2 separate regions of the Mus musculus genome follow, and region 2 is linked to region 1. The links are chromatin contacts, found by Hi-C in ENCODE. All regions are on one chromosome and are shown on one strand. The core of a region is the stretch at or near the end of the contact, and the rest is flanking DNA. Distances in the headings are between cores, read along the strand shown.

Region 1 (7,260 bases), core at 2,845-5,344:
ACTTTAGGAAGCTAGGAAACAGAAGGAGAATAATATCTAGGTTATCCAATCACCCCACACCCACCCCGAGGAAGTAGCGTTGTCCTCAGAGAAAAGAGCGGCTGGTTTCTCTGATCTTCCATTTTGAAATGCCTACCTCTTCCAGGGTATGGTAGGCCCCAAAGTTGAAGTTAGTGCCACGCTCTCTTTGCTGGTTGAACAGCATCTCTTCACGCTCTTGATCCAACAGAACCTAAGGTGAAACAACTCTATGGTTTGCATTGCCTGCAATGCACCAGCAATGAATCCAGTCTGGTGGGGTGAATCAAGTGCTGAGGCTTGGTCCCCCGGACCGAGCTATTCTCACTGTGTCTACATCTCATCCATAGGCTCTGGGTCAGATACCTCTTATTCCGTAGTACTCTGAGAAGGCATGGGTTATGCATGGGCTGGGGTCAGGTAGCAGCTGCAGGCCGGGGATGACAGTGCTTAGAGGGCCTTCCAACCATCTTGTGGCTCAGCCTGCCTTTAGGAGTTAACCTCTCATTAAAAAACTAATTGAATCACTGATTGATTGGTCTCCCTCCATTTGCATGAAATGTGCCTCCCTGCCACCCTGTATAGGCATCCTCACGGACTGAAGACCCGTGTGGAACCCACAGGTCCCTTTCCTGGCAGAGCAGGAGGAGGACCAGCAGGCCTCTCTGCAAGGCTGCCTTCTGGAAACTTACTTGAACATCTTCGATCATGATGGAATAAGTAATCCCCTGGGACTCCAGGAAAACTTTGACGTCCTGGATGCTGGCAAAAGGAACTCGGACATGGACTGTCTGCCTGGGGACGCTGGGGGATTTCCAAAAATCAAGCTGAAAGGAATAAAGATTCAAGCCAAAAAAAAAAATGATGGAATCACTCTGGGAGAAACAGATAGCTGTGTACTGATGGATTTCAATAATGCAACTGGCTGCCTAGTTGATTTTGAGTCTACAAAACCAGAATCATTCCAGAACCACTGGGATACAGCAACAAGAGATTCTGTGTACCCAAGGGTCAGCAAATATGTTGTTTTCAGCACACACACACATACACACACCATGACCAGATATTAAAATTGGCAGAGAAAGAGATGAATTTAAGTTATGGGAGGTCTTAAAAAAATAAAATCAATCTGGCACTCAAGAGGTCCAATTCATTTCATCATGGGGTATTAATGCCATAAATAATTTTAAGGGGGAAATAATGAGTTAAAGGTGTTCAGCTTTCACAGTTTCCATCCTCCTCCCCCCACCCACTCAAGTCTTGCAGTAGTCCTGCGAGATATGAAGAATGATATATTTTTCCTCAGTTTTCTGATTGTGAAAATGAATCACCGGGAAAGAAGGCCATTTGCTCGGGGCTGTAGAGTTGGAGCTAAAGTCCAGGTTCTAGGAGTCGGCATCCCACATTACCTCCAAGGAGTCAAACTACAGACCCGAAGTAGCTGCCAATCGCGCCGACTTTATTTACTGAAGAGAGAAAATGCTGATGGGATGACCAATACCTCAAGGTGCTCTTCGGCCTCCAGTTGCAGCAGAGTCTTAATTTGCTCTTCATCATTCGGGATCACCTCAAGAACTTGATCTCTGAAATAGATTAACCACAGACAGGACCTTAGAAGCCAAAGCTGTTCACCATTTCCTGTTGTTTTGTGCTCCGGTCAGCCTCTGCAGGGACGTGAATGCAGCAGTCAATAATCCCGTTCACAAGCCAGAAACTAATAAATCCTGCCCTGACCCACATCCCCGGAATGAGGAGGTGATCAAACAGCTTGATTTCCTCCAAGGAAATGTTATCTAAATAATAATGAAGAGGTGTACCTGCTCCTAGCAGGAAGCTTGCTTGCCGTTAAAGTTCCCTTTCCGTGAGCTAATGAGTATTTGTCAAACAACACCTGCTGCTCATAAAGCACTGGCTTCTAAGACTTGTCTGTTCCTGCTTTTCAGAGAGGAAAAAAAAGGAAGAAAGAGGGCAGGGAGAGTAATTAATTTAGTGCTCGTAAGAGGAGTTAGAGCCACATCTGGGGACACATGAAGTTTTCTGGTTGCTTTTTTGTTTGTTTGTTTGTTTGTTTGTTTGATTTTCGTGACTGAAAATGTAACAGAGTAGCATCCCCAGGTCCCACGGTCTAAACAAACTTGAGGCACAGCAAGAGGAAAATGAGGCCCAGGCAAATCAAGTGGTGGGTCATACCCACAAGCTCACAGAAGCTCAAAGGAGAAAAAACCGTATCATGGCAGAAAAGAGAAATTCCCAAACTGGCAAGTGTATTGTTAGCGAAAAGTTTGGATGGAAGAGCCTTTCCTTAGTAGCAGAGCCTTTTCTTTCTGCATCTTTCTGTGTTCCCAGCGGGCTGACTTCCTGTGCGTGTGCTCTGGAGAAGGAGCAAATGCGCTGAGAACACCCGCACTAGGACGGGTGAGAACGGGAAGCCAGGCCTTCAAAGAGCTCCACACGGTTTCCACGGCTCTCCCGGGTGACACACAAGTGGCAGAACGCAAGCTCTTCCAGGCCCTTCTGCCTGCAAGTAGCCATCTGCCACAAATGGTCTGAAAATTCCTCCATTTGGGTCTCATTACTTCTAGTTAACGCATGGACTCCCAAGAGTCCATACTTAAAGTGGGGGCTGGGGAAAGGAGCAGATTAGACTAGAAGTTCCTAGTACGGTTTCTAAGGGATGGAAGCCCTAGGAGTTGCGCAGCCAAAAAAAGGAGGGAATGTAACTTAAAAAAAAAAATCCCTCATAGATTTCTAATGCATACTTACTTAGTCAACATTCTAGAAATCCTAAAGTTCATTTCGTTCTCTGATTCCCAAATCAAATTTCATGGCTTCATTGATTCCCTTAGAAAACCCTCCAAAAATGCACCCTTACAGAACTGTGGAATCAGGACTGGTGCGGGTGGCTCACACCTAGAAGCCTGGAACTTGGGAGGCAAAAGTGGCAGGAAGGCTACAGGTTAGGGGGCTGCTGGCAGCCTAAGTCCTAGCTGAGCTCGGGGGCTGCTGGGTCTACAGAGTGAGAGCCTGTCTCAAAAGACCAACGAAACAAAGAGTCAAAGGATTTCAAAACCAAGGTGAGTGAGTCCTAAAGACAGAAGAGGTATCTATCACCTGACACTTGCAGCCCGAACAGGCCCTCCGGACCCCTGAGGAGGCCCTACCACCCAGATAAGAAAATAGGAAGACAAGTGCTGACAGGAAGGATAAAGTCCAGAGAGGTGGGAGGTGGGTGGGAGACAGGCCCTTACAACGACAACGACAACGCCTGAGGCAAGTGTAGACTTAGCCTGTCTTCCCTGCTGTCTGTCATCCCCACATTCTGACCACTGGAGGGAAAGGGGGATGGGGGGGGGGGTGAGGTCAGTTCTGTGAACATTCATTTTTACAAAATGGAGTCACTCCTGTGGCAGCCCATAAAATATTGTCTAAGGTCCTGGGAAAGGAAGAGGAATAGGTCTTGAACTCATCTCACAGAACCAACTCTCCCAAAGACAGCCTGCCCTATCTTTAAAGCTATTCTTCCTTAGCAAATGATGAGGGAATTCCCAGACTAACTTCACACAGTACTTATCCTCAGTCTCCAGTCAGAGACTGCAGGCTCCCACAGGCACTGGAAGTGCCAAGGCAGTACCATTCAAAATACATTTCTCCTCCTGCAAAATCCCTAGCCTGTCCTCTGTTGTCTGTACATACTAAGTAGAAGCCACCACAGTCTGTAAGTGCCCCCAACGTGCAATCCTACTCTTTATTACCAGATAAAAGGTCTCTCGTTGGGGCTTTTGATGGTTTCCACTCCTTTCCACCTCTACAGTCATTCATCTCCACTTTGATCAGCTCCTACCTTTCCCGCTATCTCCCCCCAACCTAAGAGGGCTCTGAAAACACAGAACACATGCATCCCTTATTCTGTGACCAAGCTGTGAACAAATGAAAGGTTTCGGGAATCAAGTAAGTAGAATTCAGATAAACACCAGAAAGTCTCGCTTACCCCACAAATGTTTCTTGACAGTAGATATACCCAAATAGGGCAACCAATAACGGGGTCAACCTCATGGTCAATGCTTTTCCCAGAGTCCAGAGTTCAGAGCCCTTCCTGAACTTTATAGGGAGCAGGGCTGAGAGCTCTCTATTGACTCTAGGAGAATTCAAAGGAATTCCCATATGGCCAAATTCTCACCGCTTGTGAAGTTCTCAAGGTCCCAGATACCAGAGCACGCTATGGCCAGTCTGTATATTTTCCTTTTTTAGGGTGAGATAACAGATTTCAATGGAAAGAAAACAAAATTGCTAAGCATACCAAGGGCAAATCAGTTGTTTTTGATGAGAACCTAAGTGCTGCTAGCCCTGCTGGGTGATAGAAGCCAGGTTAATAAACCTAAAGGTTAAAGTCCTTTCTGGGTCTCAGACAAAGCGTTTACAGTAATTACCCAGAGTCCCGTCCATCATATCCCATTACTTTGCTCATTCATTTATTTTTACAGTGTTTACTCTGAAGCGCTGAAGCCACTCAGTCCACATCTGCCCAGGGTCCCTGGAGATGTGGCCCGGCCCGGCCTCACTCTCTATTAAATAAGCAAAACAGAATGCCTTGTAATATTTAATCCCACACTGTCTCTAAAGTGATCCATCTGCATTTGTACCAAATTAATACCTCTATTGCTAGGTGTCTTCTCAAAATGACAATGTCTTTCCGGATCCTAGCAGTAAAGACACTTGTTGAGAAAGTTTGTGTTTCAAGGAGAGGTTTTACTGCATCACGAATTCCCCTATGCAAGAAAGCAGTAGATTTGGTATCTGTTTCTCTGAATTTCTTTAGGCAATTTGCAACTCTCTCTCTCTCTCTTTCTCTTTCTGTCTCTCTCTCTCTCCCTCCCCCTCTCTCTCTCCCTTCTTTCTCTCTCCCTCCCTCCCTCTTTCCCTCCCTCCCTCTCTCCCTCCCTCCCTCCCTTCCTCCCTCAGATTGTTTTCAAACTGGTTTTGGAGCTGACACTAGCTTTGAACCCCCAGTACCCCTGTGTCTAGCTCCCAAGTGCTGAGATTACAAGCATCTGCCTTCATACCCGGCTTGTTTTGTTTTGTTATGTTTGTGGTTTTTTCCAAAGCAAAGATTGTACTAACAAAAATTATTTTTAGATGAAAGTAATTTTTCTTTGTCTATACACATAGACCTTCCATGATCTAACTTTGTTCACTGTCTACATGGAGACTGAGTATACCTATTTTCTTTTAGGAATCCTATTTATTGTATCCGCATAAATAGGAATCTGATTTATCATCTACACATTATATTCCACCTGGCAAAAATCAACCACAAACAGCTGTAGAGACTTTTCCTACTTTCCTTTGTATATCAAAATTTTTATCTGCACACAATTTAAATCCCTGGATTAAAATTCTCAAGCAACTGCTCAAAAGAGAAAGGCACACATGTCATGTTTCTAGTTGAAGACATTATTTAGTTTGTTTTTTTTTATGTTTATGCTTATGTTTTTGTTTTGTTCTAGGTTTTTTGCTTGGTTAATTGGTTTGGGGTCATGTGTTTTTTGTTCTTTTTTGTTTTGTTTTTGGTGTTCATTTTGTTTGGTTCTGTCTTGTTTATTTTTGAGCCCAGATGGCTGATGTAGCTGAGGGTGACATTGAACTCTTGATCCTCCTGCCTCTACCTTCTGAGTACTAGGACTGCAGACTTGTGCCACCATGCCCAGTTGGCGTGGTGACAAAGGTCAAACCCCGGGCTTTGTGCATGTCAGGAAAGCACTCCGCCAGATGAGCCCCCGTTGGACTCTTAAGAGTCAGACAGGGCTTGAGACATGGCTCAGTGGTTAAGAACATTGGCATCTCTTCCAGAGGATCTGTGTTTGATTCCCAGCACCCACAAACTGGCCCTCAAGCTAAGTCTCAAGACAGGGAGTATGTGGTGAAAGAAAGATAAGAGATCTGAATTGCTAGTGGCAGGCAAATGCAAGTTGGGGGAGAGCTGGGGAAACCGAGCACACAGCCAAGTCAAGGAGTCATAATGACACATGCCTTCCATCAAAGCACTAGGGAGGCAGAGGTAGGTGGATCTCTGGTGAGTTCAAGGCCAGCCTGGTCTACAGAGTGAGTTCCAGGACAACCAGGGCTACACAGACAAACTTTGTCTCCTAAATAAATAAATGACAAACAGCTGAGTATGGTGACACACACCTATAATCTACCACAGGCTGCAGCAGGAAGATCATGAGGTAGAATAAGTGTGGGCTACACAACAAAACCCTGTAGGGGAAAGAAAGAAAGAACAGCATAAAGAAGGAAGGGGAAGGGAGGAGAGAAGATCTAAAGGAGGGAGTGGAGGGAGAGAGAGGAGGAAGAGAGAGAGAGAATTAAAATGGTAAAAACAGCTGGAAAGCGGATAAGGCTGTAAGTTCTAAGAGGTCTTTGTTTCTGTTTCTGACGATGTAAAGATCATATCATGACAGAGCATTGTGTTCTCCATTTTCTAATTCTAGAAACAGGATAGCATATACCAAACTGCATGTATTTTAAACACACCGTTTGATAAGTTTTGACATAGGTATATACCCACATCACCACAATCAGTGTGACATATCACATATCCATCATCCCTGATAAAAATCTGTTCTTGAGAATCACTGAGAAAAATTTCCAGCCAGAAAGAGGTCTTAGACAGTCTGTGCTTTAGGAATGAAGGAATGACACACACATACACACGCCCCAGAGGAAGGGCCTACAGAAAGCCCCAGGGCTGATCGGAGGTAGAGCAGGCACCAAGAACACTGTCCTCTGGCTCTGGTTCCCAGCTTTGAAGCTCCACAGGGCCCGATTACCACCAAGTAATTCTACTCAGCTCTAGGAAAAGACAATTTTTGACCAAATGTGCCTTTAACAAAGAATCCCGGGGAAGCTGTAATTTAGGAGAAAGATGATAGGTCCCTGTAGAAAATGGTCTGATGGCACGTTGCTCCGGACCAGGATGTAGCTGGGCACGCTACTCAGGGTTTTGCCCTTTAACCCCAGAAGGTGAAACAGCCTAACCACAAGGTAAAGGGGGAATGCTATACGGAACCAGAGGAGACCCAACCACAAATTAAATCCCTCAGAACAGTTTCCAGACCCCAAAAGTCCTCCACATCAAAACTCCGGACGTGGACGTCTTTGTCTGTTGAAGTCTGTTTATTTGTAGCAAAGTGAGTTCTGCAGCAGAGTTAATGAACTCCTAACACTGCTTCAGCACATAGCGCT
Region 2 (7,260 bases), core at 3,564-6,063, 370 kb before region 1:
GGTACAATTTTGTATTACCCTGGGTTAACTGTTGGAGACTAGAGTCTGCTACACAGAATCTGGAGTCATTTTGAAATACAGGAGGAGGAGACAATACTCAGAGAGTGAGAGGATGGGGCTCTAGGTGTGGCTCAGAGAGTCAAGTGCTTGCTTTTCATAAGCATAAGACCCGAGCTCCACCCCCCGAAAGCATCTAAAATAGTTAGATTTGATGGTGTGGATTTGTAATCCCAGCACTGGGGAGTAAAGGCAAGCAGATCCCTAAAAACTCCCTGGCAGGTCCCATCTGGCTAGTCCCAGGCCGGCCAGGGACCCATTCTCTAAAACACAAGGTGGGCAGCAGCTGAGGAAAAACTGAAGTTATCCTTTGGCCAACGCATCCACCACACACAGTGAGAGGATGGAAGAAGCTTTTTTTTTGTGGTTTCAGTATCACTGAGACACTGATAAATCATTTCTGGTTGCCTAGAGTCCCCTCCTGTGAGTAGAATCAATTATGCTCAGTTGTGACACAAATGTCTCCCATTATCTGGGTAGAAATCTCTAAGATTAATAATTTTCTTTCTCCGTCAGACAGTGATCTGCACTGATCATGTCTGTTTGCTAAAGCATTCTGTATTACAACGGCGCCTTTGAAGCTCACATTTAAAGGTTAAAGAACTGCTACATTGGTTCCATTAAATTAGCTCGAGAAGAAAAGAGCACACTGGGAAATGGAAGGGATGCCTTAGATGGAAAGTACACCCCCCCCCCCATTCCTTTCCTGTCTACCTCCTGTCTTGGAAATTGACACACAGGCATGTCCAGTCCCAAGGGTTTGCCCATCCATGCCCCTGGACCTCTCCCTATGCACTGTGTGCTTTTAGAACCCACTGTTTTCCTTCATGTTTTTCTCTTGGTCCTTAGAGCTCTGAGAATCCAACACTAGGCCGAATTTCCGTTTAGTGTCGTACAGAGGGGGGAAGAGTCTCTACTCTCATGGAAGCAGATTTCCCCACTTGTAACAAAGGTAGGCACACGAACGTATTCCCTGGTCCTGGTTCCTGGTTTTTAGGGTTGCCATCATCATCCTGCTCAATCTCAATTGTTCTCCATTTCTGCCACCCTGCCTCAGCTTCTCACAGTGCCATGTGGGCTATTACTGCTGTGGGATTTACCTCCTTGCAGAATGTATTCACTTAGATAATCTTCCAGTCATTTATCTCTGGGTAATACTGATTCTCTTCAGATGTGGTGTGTTGTGGTGAATGAATTTATAAGCCCAATTTCACTTTTTTGCCCACAGATGGAGGTCAGGTTGCTAAGCAGATCTTCTTGCCTAATCTCCAGTTTCCTGTAGGTTTTCTTCCTTTCTCTCCTCTCCTCTCCTCCCCCTCTCCCCTCTCCTCCCCCTTACCCCTTCCCCTCCTCCTCTCCTTCCTTCTCTCCTTCCTTCCTCCCTCCCTCCCTTCCTTCCTTTTTTCCTTCCATTCTTCCTTTCCTAAAGAGGCAGCTTTCTAAAACTTTGATTTTCTGGTTCTACAGTGCCTGAATCAATGTAATATATTAAAATATGTGCTTTTCCCCACAGCCAGGATATTGCATCAAGCATTTAAGATGTTCCAATTGTGTGTCTTTCCCATATAGGCTCCAAAGTAATCAATATGCATACACATGATCACGTAAGTGCAAGCTCCCTCTTGGTTTTCTTTCTAGAAGGTGGCTTTGAGACTGTGGCTGGGTTATGAACTGGAAAGACTGAGCTCTGTCCAATAAAAAGAAAAGCTTCATATGTTGTCCGCAGCTATTTGAAAAGGGGAGAACCAAAATTGGAAGTGTTTAGTTCCCAGCACCTACATCAGGCAGCTCATGAAAGCCTGTAAGTCTAGCTTATAGGATCTAACATCCTCTCGTACCCCCTAGGCACTTACACACACACACACACACACACACACACACACACACACACACACACACACAGAGACAGAGACAGAGACTGAGACAGACAGACAGAGAGACAGAGACAGACAGACACAGGGACACAGAGACAGAGAGACAGACACAGAGACACAAAGACAGACACAGAGTTGTTTTTGTTTTTTAAGACATTGTCTCACTACATAGCCCTGATTGTCCTTGAACTCACTATGTAGACCAGCTTGACTTCAAACTCACAGAAATCTGCCTGCCTCTGCCTCCAGAGTGCTGGAATTAAAGGTGTGAGTCACCACACACAGACACACAAAGGTTTTGAAAAGAAGTTAAAGTGTATAACATCACCTCCAGGACCCCGTCATTCAAACATAGATGTTTCTGGGGGATGGACTACAGCTGAATGTGGAAAGTTCTGAAGATAAAAAGGTGAGGAGTTCTGCCTTTACGTCTTATTAATCATAGACATCCAAGTAGTTGCAGGAAGTGATTCATACCCTGAGTTATGGTTGGTGCAGACCCCTATGCCTCAAAAAAGACAGCAGTGGCCATTCACATTATCTTTTACCAGATGGTCTCTGAGGCTTTGAGCAAACCCTGGCTCTTCCAGGAACTCAAGCCTGCTAGATCTTTTTCAGTCTATCAGTTGCGCTCTCTCTCTCTCTCTCTCTCTCTCTCTCTCTCAAGCTTTCGAGACAGGGTTTCACTGTGTATCCCTGGCTGTTCTGGGGCTTGTTTTGTAGACCAGGCTGGCCTCGAACTCAGAGGTCCACTTGCCTCTGCCTCCTAAGTGCTGGTATCAAGGATGTAAGCCCTTGATTTGTTCGTTAAGGCTTTGTTCATCTTTGTGAAGTGCTTTCTTGAGGCAGGATCTACTGTAGCCCAAGATCATCTCAGACTTCCTATGTAACTGAAGAAGATATTGACCTCCTTGGTCTTGGAATGTTCATCTTCTAAATGCTGGGATCATAGGCATGCCCCTCCATAGCTGGCCGATGTTTTTACTCTCCTCTCATATCAGGAGCAACAGTTGAGATGCTGCCTCTAAGACAGACTATGTCTCTTCTACTGGAGGCCATTGTCTGATGACTATGTAGCTACTTTTTCCTGCTTCTCCTCCAGGTCCTGGCCTTTCTTCTGGGTTCTATAAAGATCCTGTCTCTTTAGAATCCTTGACATGTTTGTGTATTTTGGGGCTCTGTCCTATATCTTTTCAGCACATCATTTCTTTATCTGCATAGTCTCATCTAGTTCACTGTTCCAAACTAGCACATACACTTGTGGCTGGCTCTGAAATATGGACTTGTATCCCAAATGTCTTAATCCAGTTGGATTGTTATAGCAAAATGCTGAGTGGCTTATAAACCACAGAATTTTATCTCTCGTGGTTCTAGGGCCTGAAAATTCAAGACCAAGGTGCTGGTAGATGCTGCTTCTGATGCAGACCCACTTCCTAGGTCTCAAATGGTATCTAAGTTGTGCCCTTATATGGCAGAAGGGACATCGATGCTTCCTGGAGCCTCCCTTACAAGAGTATCAATAATTTACCCTAAAGTCTGTGACTTTTCATACCCTTATATCGGGATTAGGTATCAACCAATGAACTTGGGTTCATGTAAAATTCCAATCTGCAGCCCAAAACTTGTCTCTTCTAAGCTCTGGATTCATTTTTTTATATTATATTTTATCTTATTTTGGTGCTAGGGACTAAACCTGGGATGTCTCATACATGCCAAGCATGGGTTCTACTACTGGACTACACCATGACCTTCAGACTCATCTTTTAAACTATTCACTAATGACCCTATTTGCCCCAAATAGTCAACTGACCAAACTCAAACTGTTGTTCATTCTTCTCATTTGCCCATTCTCTATTTCTCTATAGCTTGGTGAATTGTATCCTCACTTCCACATATTAGGCAAGAAAACTAAAATGTGATGTATTACTACTATCCCATGACTGCCTGGGTCTAGTAATCCTACTGTTATATCAGGAAACATTTGTGAACCCTGCCATCCTGATATCTTTTCTCTCTCTCCACAGCCACTGTGTGCTTTAGTGACAATTATGTATTTAGGTATTTTTGCAGTTGTTAGAAGTCATAGAAATGAGCTCTGATTAATTTAGGCTAAAAATGTTTATTTGAATGGATATTGGCAAAGCTCAGAGAATTGAAGGGAAAGTTTAATAACCATGCTTCAGGAAATGCCAGGTCTTGGGTCTTCCTCATTGCCCCCATGGCATCCTGAGATTGTCTCTAATGTGGGTGTCACCTTTTGTTGCACTTTGTGCTCCTTTCTGGGTTAATCGTTCTCATTAAGGTTGAGAAACACATTGAATTTATGTTTGGGTGACCTAGGATGGTGTCTGATGCATTATCACATATTTTAAAATAAGCTTTGAGGGCCTAACATACAAAGCACAGAGTGGCTGAAAATATACATAAATGTCACATTTCCATTTTTAAGGAGCTAGCTGACTTTGCTTACATACTAGATCAGTCAGTATGTAAGCAAAATACAAATAGAGCTATGAGACACTTAATGCACACCAAAAACAATGCCCAAAGACATTGACCGGAAAGTCGATCTGAGTAGCAGCATAAAGAAAGAAGAATCCAATGGTTAGGAGGAGTGTGTTCTAGGATGGGGGTGGGTATGAGAGAGATGTATTCCCTGTGTGTATAACACACTTACTGTGTTGAGAGATGAGATGAGAATGTTGGTTAAGGAAGCAATGAAGAGATGCTGGCCAGTCAGCGGGAGGAAGAGGATAGGTCAGATAGATAAGGACAGATCATGCAGAATTTTTTTTTAATGTGTGTCTTTGTCCCTTACATTCTGTCTTTAGAACAGAGTACTTCAGCATTCTAGATTGCTAGTCCTTCAGAATCTAGAAGAGACTCATTGTCTTCAGCACGGAAAGCTTCCCTGTTAAGGACTTGTCTCTTCCTGAGATTTCCTAGTATCCTTAAAGGTACCACAAGCCAGGTCCTTCTCTTTTCTTCCTCTTTCCCTTCTCTCTCTTCCTCCCCTGCTGTTCTTTCCTGCTTGCCTTTCCTTTCTTTGTCATGATCTCTCTATTTTGCCAGGATGGTCTCAACCTCCTGAACGCAAAGCATCCTTCTCCTTCAGCCTTCCGAGAAGCTGGGACAGCACTCACGTGCCACCACGCCCAGATATATCTTTCTATTGTGAATGTAGTTTTTATTTCTGTGGGATTCTTCCCCTCCAGCCTGGGCTGCACACAAAGAAAATGTACAACTTCTCATTGGTAGAAAATTTTTAATTTCAATTTTAATACATACTCAAAACTAGAGAGACAGTTCTAGGAAAGCTAAACATGAAAAAAGAACAAAGAACTTACTAGCTCACATCCCAAGAAGGGAACTTTCAGGATTTAAGTCAATCCAGTCAAAGTCTGGACTTGTTTGTTTGTATGTGTAGACAAGCAAACTAGAAATAAATCCTAATGTGGGGAACCTATTGATAGGAATTTGGAACATTTTTTCCAGATGGTGGTTTTTATCAACGTTCTTCATTTTTAAGGCCCTCATAGGTTACCTCCCTTTATTTCTTACTACTCAAAACATCGGCCACTAGCCTTCCAGTCTGGGGGGCTTCACACACCATCCAACAAAACTCTTAAGTCCCACATCCCTGAGGACACCTCCTTCCCCAGCCTCATTAACCTCTCTTTTCTCTAAACGGCAGGTTCCCTAAGCTGGTCCTCACACTTCTGATAGTCCATACTAAGAAGTGCAGCAGGAACTGGAGAGGTAGCTCAGCACTTAAGGCTGCTTGGTGTTCTTGCAGAGGACCTGAATTTTACTTCCAACACTCACTTCAGGCGGCTCACAACTATCTTTCACTTTAGCTTCAGGGAAATCTGAGACCTCTGGCCTCTGCAGGCACCTGCCCTTGTGCACACATGTCCTTCATACATAATTAAAAGTAAAATAAATCTTGTTTAATAAGTATAGCGCACACACATACACACACGTGCTCATGTGCACACACACACACACACACACACACACACACACACACACACACACACACACTTTCCCCAGCTTCTCAGGCCTTAGCTGTGGATAAGGATTGTTGTAAGTTGAAAGAAAAGGGAACTTGAAAGTTGGAAGAAGTTCTTCAGACTTTCCCTTTCCATTGTACATATTTCATTTCATTTTATTTCATTTCATTTCATTTCATTTCATTTCATTTCATTTATAATCCTTAAATAGGTAAATCTCCCATTAACCGTATTAGACTGTCACCTTTAAATCCTTCAATTAATGATTTAACTTTACAGATGAAATTGAGACTTGTAAGAAATGAAGTCACTAATGTATTAGTGCGTATTTTTCCTCCTCCTCCTCCTCCTCCTCCTCCTCCTCCTCCTCCTCCTCCTCCTCCTCCTTCTTTTTAATTTTTTTTTTCCGAGACAAGGTTTCTCTGTATAGCTCTGGCTGTCCTGGAACTCACTTTGTAGACCAGGCTGGTCTCGAACTCAGAAATTCGCCTGCCTCTGCCTCCCGAGTGCTGGGATTATAAAGGTGTGTGCCACCACACCCAGCTGTATTTTTCCTTCTTATGTTTCAGGTTTCATAATTACTTCCCTTTCTCTGCCCTCATTGGTTAAATAAATTTAATTTTTCAAGGGCAAGGATCATCAGACTTTACTTAACTCCAACATCTATAATACTATTTATTAATCTTCTCTTGTTTCTTACACAGGATCAAGATTGAGTCTGGGCACACGGTGTGTGCTAAGAAGAGAATAATTTATTGACTTTTGAAGCCTCATAGATGGTGAATCATAGAGGCACTGGTTTTAGGCCTTGATGAATACTAGCTGTGAGTTGGTCCAGTTCTCAGTGAATAGCCATGGGCCCAAAGAAAAATTCCAAGTAGGAAGTCTTCTTTGCTAAGCTGTAAACACCAATTTCTACTAACTTTGTCGTGCATAGCACCCTCGATGTTGTGAATCACAGAGTAGAGCTTTATTAAGTATGTTTTAGTTGACTGTTTGCAGAAACAAAAACAAAAACAAAAACAGAGTTGGATCCGTATTTCATGTGGCAACAAAAGGATTCTTGCCAAAAAGAAAGCACCGGACTGCTCAAAATGAGTATTGATGGAATAAGAAAGAGCTTTTCATATAGTTCAAGGCTGACTATATGACCTTGCAGAAGAACCTAAGATCCTGTGCAGCTTTGTAAACACACACACACACACACACACACACACACACACACACACACACACACAAATGGTAAAGTTCTACAATAAAGATGATGCAATCGTATTAACTGTTATATACATACAGTAAGAGAATACATCAAAAGG

What was found. A loop is a pair of places that touch in the nucleus more often than their neighbours do.
Region 2: a map of T-helper 17 cell shows a loop between it and region 1 (1.8-fold over the local background). The contact joins the promoter of Tsga13 here to the promoter of Cpa2 in region 1. A Hi-C loop is called at or near these places in 8 of 37 maps with a recorded cell type or tissue (Patski, T-helper 17 cell, gastrocnemius and 1 more).

The regions. Positions count from the first base shown.
Region 1 is chr6:30,538,476-30,545,735 of GRCm38, reverse strand. It overlaps Cpa2 (carboxypeptidase A2, pancreatic), which reads right to left and starts at 4,094. Exons shown (of 11, transcript NM_001024698.3): 1 at 4,007-4,094; 2 at 1,520-1,601; 3 at 711-845; 4 at 137-232. The coding sequence starts at 4,071.
Region 2 is chr6:30,913,126-30,920,385 of GRCm38, reverse strand. Tsga13 (testis specific gene A13) reads left to right here and starts at 4,813. Exons shown (of 8, transcript NM_054073.2): 1 at 4,813-4,888; 2 at 6,649-6,821. The coding sequence starts at 6,799. 4930412F09Rik (a long non-coding RNA gene) reads right to left here. Exons shown (of 4, transcript XR_868928.3): 4 at 6,493-7,260.